Linked DNA regions of Homo sapiens: region 1 is linked to region 2. The links are chromatin contacts, found by Hi-C in ENCODE. All regions are on one chromosome and are shown on one strand. The core of a region is the stretch at or near the end of the contact, and the rest is flanking DNA. Distances in the headings are between cores, read along the strand shown.

Region 1 (3,839 bases), core at 422-2,921, 1.4 Mb after region 2:
AAAAGTATAAATTATGGACACTCAATACTTGAGATATAGAAAGAAAATCAATGGCTTTGGAGTCAAATAGACCTCGGTTTCAATCCAAGTTCTAGCTGATTTGGAGAAATTTACTTACATAACTTTGCTGAGCCTTTGATTCCTTACGTTAAAATAGGGCTAGTAACACTCAATTTACAGGATGATTGAGAAGATTAAACAAGACACAATGCTGGATTCTGTGCATCCCTCTACAATTTTTGGCAGATCGGTAAATGTATGGCATGTCATCAATCAAAAAACAATGAGGCCTGGTGTGGTGGCTCACGCCTGTAATCCCAGCAGTTTGGGAGGCCGAAGAGGGTGGATCACCTGAGGTCAGGATTTCGAGACCAGTCTGGCCAATATGGCGGAAACCCCGTCTCTACTGAAAATACAAAAATCAGCCGGGTGTGGTGGTGGGCGCCTGTAGTCTCAGCTACTCGGAGGCTGAGGCAGTAGAATCACTTGAACCCAGGAGAAGGAGGTTGCAGTGAGCCAGATCATGCCACTGCACTCCAGCCTGGGTGGCAGAGTGACCTGTTTAAAAAAAGAAGAAAAAAAAGAGAAAGTTATTAATTCACTATATTTTTAGAAGATGGTGGGTTATATGCTACCTATATCTCATACAAATAAAGCTGCTTTTCACCATTCAGGTCTGCCTGTAAGCAGCATCTGCCTTGAAAGAACCATTTTCTGAGAATCTTTTTCTTCTGTCAGCCAAGGGGATTATACCGCATGATATCTGTCAAGGATAAACGTTAGTTAATTCTTAATTGAGAGCTCAGCCACTACAATTGGTTCCATTCTACAGTAATTATTCTCATGTGGTTTGTGGAACTCAATTGTGAGGTCCCTCCTTCCTCCACCCTTTTCAGTGTGTGCATTGAAACAGCAGCCTTAAGGTCTTTAAACGGGGAAATACATTTTTCTTGCTTCAGAGATTCAATTTTACTTGCCCGAGAAGCTTGTGTGGTGTGATTTTCATCGCTAAAAGCAACAGCAGCCACATGGCTGACAACACCACCACTTAACAATTCAAAGCTCGGTCACCGTTTTCAGGAGTCTCTTCCAAATCTTTCTGAAGTGCTTTTGAAGTTCTACATTCCCCGTCTAAGGGAACACCCAGCAGTCCCAGGATAAAAGGGCAGAAGGGTGAGCTGACGTTTTCCTTTATTTGCATGGCTTAAAGCTAGCCATTTTCTACACCACGCGCCGCCGGGCTTGTACATGCCCGTGTGCCTGTGACACCGAGGCAATTGTTTCTCCTTAAAAAGGGGGTTCGCGTGGGTTAGTTTCGTTTCTGATCTGGAATCTCAGTAACTACAACAAGAAAAGTTTAAAACTCGACCCGCCAGGTTCTTCCCCATCGGATTATCTCCGTTCCTTAGAGATAGCAGGAAGGGCAGCATTTTCTTCCATCCACCCACTTCCAGCCCTAGTCTGGCTCAGCGAGGAATGCATAAAATTAGTGGACTCCTCTGAGTGACGTTCCCCGGCTCCAATCAGCGGGCGCGCAGGCGCCCCCGGCCCCGCCCCACTGCTGACTCTCTTTGGCTGATTCCTGCAGGGAGGGAGGAGAGAAGGGCGGCAGTGGGAGGGGGAGGTACCTGGAACTGGGAGTGATGTCAGCTCCCAGCTCGGTGCCTGCCCGGATTCCTGACATGGTGTAGTGCAGGCAGGGTGGGGAAAGGACGGGGAAGGACTCGTGTGCTGCGAGCTGGCGGCCGGGCCGGAGTGCTGGGGCTTTGAACTCCGAGAGGAGGTGGACCAGAACTTTTGGAACTAGTGCCGGCGGCTCTCCACCCCCCAGGTAAGGGCGTTTTGCTCCACTCCCAGACGGGAGGGAAGTGGCACCGTTGTGTGGCTGCAGCTGGCTGTTGCAGCTGCTCCTCCTCTTCCCCGGGTCGATTTCCTTGTGCAACTCACTCCTGTTTCCCAATGGGAACGGGCACTTTTTGGGGGTGGTGGGGGTGGAGGGGTAGGGCTTAACTCCTGGGGCTTGGACCGAGCTTGTACGTGAAGAATACTCCAGGATTGGACGTTTAGGTCTTGTCTGTATCCTTAGACCCCCACACCCTAGGCTCCCGGTAATACCTGAGAACCCCAACCAGAGGGGCGTGTGTGTCTCTCTGTCTGTGTGTATTGAGGCATTTAAAAATGCCACAAAAAATTATGGATCATCGACTCAAAAATTATGCTCGTTGAAAAGAAAAAAAAAGTTTTGTATTTTTTTGTCTCCTTGTGGCCTATTATATATTAAAAGAATATCAATGTTAGTCTTATATATCAATGTAAAATATCCTTTTGTGTAATCCAGTCAGGATGTGAGAAATTCACTTGGGGTGTTTATTAATTATGAGCTTGCGGGAAAACTCGTCTCTTGGGGGCACACTTCTAAAACTGCAACTAGTATTCACTCATTTTAACCGAGAAATCCCTTCAGCTGCCAGCTTTATATCTGGAGAGGTTAGGATGGCTGCTGAGAATCTTCAGATCTGTTTCCTGTGGCTGCTTGAGGGGCGAGCTGGTAGTTGTGTTTTCAGGGATCTTTTTTAGAGAAGGGAGTTTTAACAGGGAAACGCGGTGGAAGGCGTGGCATATAAACTCTTAATTATAGGGACGTGAAGTTTTCAACATGTGGGACCAAAACAAATCCTTGCTTTCAGTAAGAACTGCGGAGAGCAATAGAAAAAGAACTTGATTTCAAAGTCCAAGTTTGGTATTTTGAGAAAGCAATTGCGGGAGGAAAAAGATACTTTTAAGAAGTGAAAGAATAGAATTCTGATTTTTGTTTATTTCCTATTTCAAACCCTGTCTTTTTCCTATGTGGAGATTTTGTGTGCCCAGGTCACTAACTGGGTGTGATTGACTTTCTCGAGGGGGCGGGGAAATTGACTCCATACACCGATTCAGGACCCTCTCATCAGTGCTTTAAGGCTCTCTTTTGGAGCAGGAAGGAAAAAAAAAAAAAAAAAAAAAAAGTAAGCGCTGAGACTCCTGAGTCAAGTTTCCCCTTTCCTTCACCGAAGTTCCTCCTCAGCAGTGAGGATCCTACTGTTGCCAGGTCTGGAGGAAATGGGAGTGGACTTCATTGTGAGTCAAAATCCGTATCCCAGGCCCCTGAAGGGAAAAGGCATTTCCAGGAGATGGAGAAAGAAAGAAGCCACAACAGTAGGTCTAGTAAACCCAAGTCAGGAAAAGGGATAGAGGACTATAGATGGGGTTCTCTATCTTTCTAGCCAAATGATCATTAGGTTTCAGAACTAGAAAGAAGTGTTTGGTTGTGCTGTTGTTTATGACATACCTGGGTCTGTATTGTTGTTAGTTCCTGAAAAAATTAAATAGAGTGGATAAAATAGCAGGCTTTTTGAGAAAGGAAAATTCGCTTTATTGGAAAGACAACATTTTAATTTTGGTTTGTATTTTGGCTTAAGACACAGAAATTGCAAATGGCTCTGCAATAATGGTGAACAAGTCTTTTCTATTTATGTTCTATGGGGAGTACATAAAACATACTGTATTTTCCAGTGTACTTTTTCAGTAGGATAGAGCTGTGGAGTGGAGTTCCTGTGGGCTAATGTGAACTCACGGTAGTGTTCCTTGGCTGATAGTGTTCCAACTGCATTTGTAATACCAAAAGATGGGGCTGCAAAAGCCAGACGGTTCAGTAAAGAAGAGTATCTTTAGGATGTTATCCTTATGTGCCAAATTCAGATTTACACTTTCTTTCCAAGAAACTAGTCCTAGTTTAGGGACTTGAATATACCAAAACTCTAAATTTGATTCACAGTTTGAATAATAGCAGTAATTTTACATAC
Region 2 (3,616 bases), core at 263-2,762:
GAGCCCACGGAAAGAGATGGGGTGCGGGTGAGGGAGTCCTGACACTGCTCCCCTGTGGGCTGCCCCGCTTCATCAGGGTAGGCTGGCCTCCCTGAACTGACTTACCATTCTGTAAAGCAATTATCTTCTGATGCTGTTGCTCGGTTAAGGCGGTTAAAGCTTTTAAGTGTTTCAAAGTTAATTCCAAGACTACAGCTTTCTCCAGATGTCCCAGAGTCTGCAGTGGTGCAAAAAAGAAACGGGCACTTGGTTACTTAAAAACACACATTTGGCTTAATTGGCTGTCCATTCAGCACAGCAATTTAAGCAAACACTTTGAAAGAAGTACTGTTCTTTTACTTCTTGAGCTTTCCACAAGACAGGTTATAAATGATTTCTTGCCTTCAGCTGGGAGCACCTACTCCAGTTTGCGGGAAACTCTGTACGGTATAGCACAAGTTTTAAGTCAGGAACTTATATTTACATTTATTCTTATATTTTCTGGGAGTCGCACCAGACTATTAACACGCCCTTGGAGAGCAGCAAAGAATGAAAATGTGCATCTTACTGTCAATTTCAGATGTTCAGGCAGTAAATCTTTCAGCTGAGCAATGCATTCATTAATTCGGTCTCTTCTTTTCTTTTCTATTAATCTGTGCGGTAATTTGTAGGTATCCTTAATATATGAGAGTCATGGAAAAGAGAAAACAGTAAGCGAAACATTCACTTATTGGATATTACCCTCGTCTGCCCCCCCCGCCCCCCCACCATAAAACATACTATGTGATAAACTACACCCAAGAAACCTCTTTCCTCTGGACTGTTCTGCAATGCAATTTAAATTCAGGTATGATGTTTAATATCCCCCTGAGAGTACCCAGCAAGCCACTTAAAATTCACAGTTGGGGAAGCTCAGGGGCTGGAATATATTTGCGGGCAGAGCTTCACTGTGAAATCAATGGCTCTAATTAACTACCCATGCAGGTTATGAGGAATATCGGGAACTTACACTTACCTTGGTGTCGTCTCGTTTCATGCTCCTTTTGGGTTTACACATATACAAAGAGGAATAGTCCAGTCTGCAAAACAGAAATCAGCATCAGGCACCCATTCGGGGAGGGGCTCTGCCCTCGCCAGCTCCATACCACTTTCTGGAGAAGAAAAAAATCAAACCAAAGCCTAGACAGATATTCGCAAGGGTGCGTGCACCTTACCCTATAAAATCTCTATGTTCCAGTAACTGTCTCTCTTGCAAATGAGGAATTCCTTCGTCCATGTTCAACTGCTGTTCGTTTCCTCTGTTTCGATTTTTGGGGCTCTGTACAATAATCTGTGGGACGGTAGGCTTGGGAGACCTTGGGGGGATCTGTGCGTCTCCAGTCTCTCTCTCGCTCTCCCTCTTCAGTGCAGTGTTGAAAGTGTGAAGCAGTTGGTCCCCCCCCTCCACCGCGCTCGCACACACACACGCACACACACGCACACTCGCGCCGGCCCCACTGCGCTGGTAGTTTGCTCTCACTCCAGGCAGTGTTTGGCCACAGGGCACGCGCGTCGCCGGCCAGACCAGCACCCAGCTCACGTGCGGAACGTACCATCCGCGGTCCAGCCCGGAGGGGGGCGGGGGAGGAGGGGCCGGGCCGGGCGGGGGCGTCGGGAGAAGGCGGCGAGAGAAGGCGAACGGCAGGAGGGGGCGGGGACACCTGATCAGGGCCACCGGAAAGGAAAAACAACTTCGGCCAAGCTATTCATCTTCCCAAAGGCGATGCAGTCGGCAGGAGGAGGGGGGAGTGGGGGTGCAGGGGTGCGGGGCAGCCTGAGCTTCCTTGGCTCCAAAATGCGACTCCCTGGGTTCGTCCGTTGTTACGGTGCAGGAATGTGAACGTGGCTTTTTGCTTTTCCACCGATTGTGCTGTTGGTTTGAACCATAGAAAGGAAGTGAAAAGAGAATTCGCGGTGGGTAAACTTGAGTCCCAAAGGAAATTTTGGAGACTTGTTTGCTCACTGATCAGTGGCCTGGAGGGACTCCTTGGCGCTGGGTGGAGAGGTTGCCTCGAGAAGAAGCAACTTGCAATCCGCTCCTTGAAGGATTTAAGATACATGAAAACGTTGTCACTGGGTCCGAATGTCGCAATCCAAGTGTCTTTCGGTGACACGGCGTCCCTGGGCCAACTAAACTTCCCCGCAGCAGCCGGAATTGCGGTGCCACTAATCACAGCAGCAGATGACGACGTTTGGGGCCGCGTGTGCTCCTGGAGGAACGCGGCGGGGAGCGAGCCGGGGTTGAGTGGGGGCTGGGAAGGGAGAAGGGGGTGGCACGAGAGGGGGTGGCACGAGAGGGGCTACCACAGAAAAGCTATGCAGCATTTATCACCCGCCCGCTCAACTCTGCCGCGTTCTGAGCCTCCGGTGACGCTACGTGCTTTCCCCATCCCCCCGCCCCCCCGCGCGATAAGAGACGCCCGGAGTGTGCAGAGCCCACGTTTACTACCGCTGGCACCTCCAAAGCCTCCCTCCTTAATCCGGTCTCAAACGGGTACCAGCACAGGGCCAGCAACGTGATCCGACCTGCCGCTGCTGCCACATCACTGCTCGGGGAACCCGTGCGCGCGCGCGCTCGCCCTGCAGCCGCGGCGCTCGGCGCCGGGAATCACAGGCCAGCAAGAGCCGGGTTACCTTTCCCCAGAGCCACCCTGGGAGCATGACTCACTGCTAGTGAGAGTTACCGGGAGGTGCCCGGGGATGCGCACTGCCCACGCCGCCCTGCCAGCCCAGGGGAAGGCATGTCCTGAGGGACTCCCAGGGGTGGGATGGAGGCTATATATATATTTCTCTAGATATACATAAAGACATAGAGAAAAAAACCAAGGTTTTTCCTGCACAGAGAGGGATATTTACATTCTCCCCGGGGTGATCTCTGAAACGTTGATTATTGCCGGTGATAAGTGAACCGAGGGGAGAAGAACGCCAAAGGTACATGCACCAGGGCGCAGCAGGGACTGGGGCGCCCGCTACGTGTCCCCCGGCCCGCCCCGCCGGGCACGGGTTCCGGGGACGGATCTGGGTCGCGGGAAGCGGCGGCTGGGAGGAGGTCACGTGTCTGCGGGAGTCGCGTCTCCTCCCCGACTCCAGGAGCAGCCCGGGCCGCGGCGGCCGCTCGCGCTGCTGCAGTCTCCGGAGTCCTGGGCGGAGACGCGCACTGCGTCTGGCTTCGTGACTCGGGCGGCGGCGGCGGCCCAGGATCACCCCGGCGTGAGGAGACGCTCGCGGTCCGTTCAGTTCATCTGTTTAGAGGGCCTTTTAAGGTCTCTCGACTTCCTCAAATAGAGGAACGTATTTTGCACCAAACAGGCAATTTAATCACGATGGTTCTTAATTTAAAAAGTATTTTTAAAATGCTGACTTTATTTTAAATCTCGGTCCGACCTCTCTCCTATTTCCAAAAGGTTAGGTAATTAAGACCCTTCGATGGGGAGGGCACGTTGGAGCCCTAAAAGCGACCTATTCCTGCAGTACTGTATCATTTTTACCTCTTTTTAATTGACTAAAAATGGGAATGCCGTTAGGTGAATAATTTAAAAATTAAAACACCAGGTCCCCTTCTAGATTTCTGAATGTTTGGAGTAGAAAGGGGATGTAA

What was found. Hi-C counts contacts between places; a loop is a spot of excess contacts on that map. Pooled maps may share reads with other maps.
Region 1: a pooled map shows a loop between it and region 2 (3-fold over the local background). The contact joins the promoter of PPFIBP1 here to the promoter of BHLHE41 in region 2. A Hi-C loop is called at or near these places in 2 of 168 maps with a recorded cell type or tissue (CD4-positive, alpha-beta T cell and naive thymus-derived CD4-positive, alpha-beta T cell) and 8 of 50 pooled maps.

The regions. Positions count from the first base shown.
Region 1 is chr12:27,522,535-27,526,373 of GRCh38, forward strand. It overlaps PPFIBP1 (PPFIB scaffold protein 1), which reads left to right and starts at 1,672. Exons shown (of 30, transcript NM_003622.4): 1 at 1,672-1,831. RefSeq lists enhancers at 489-1,090, 988-1,447, 1,694-2,294.
Region 2 is chr12:26,123,525-26,127,140 of GRCh38, forward strand. It overlaps BHLHE41 (basic helix-loop-helix family member e41), which reads right to left and starts at 1,513. Exons shown (of 5, transcript NM_030762.3): 1 at 1,194-1,513; 2 at 995-1,058; 3 at 548-655; 4 at 106-217. The coding sequence starts at 1,255. It also overlaps a transcript of SSPN not described here. RefSeq lists a silencer at 2,925-3,094.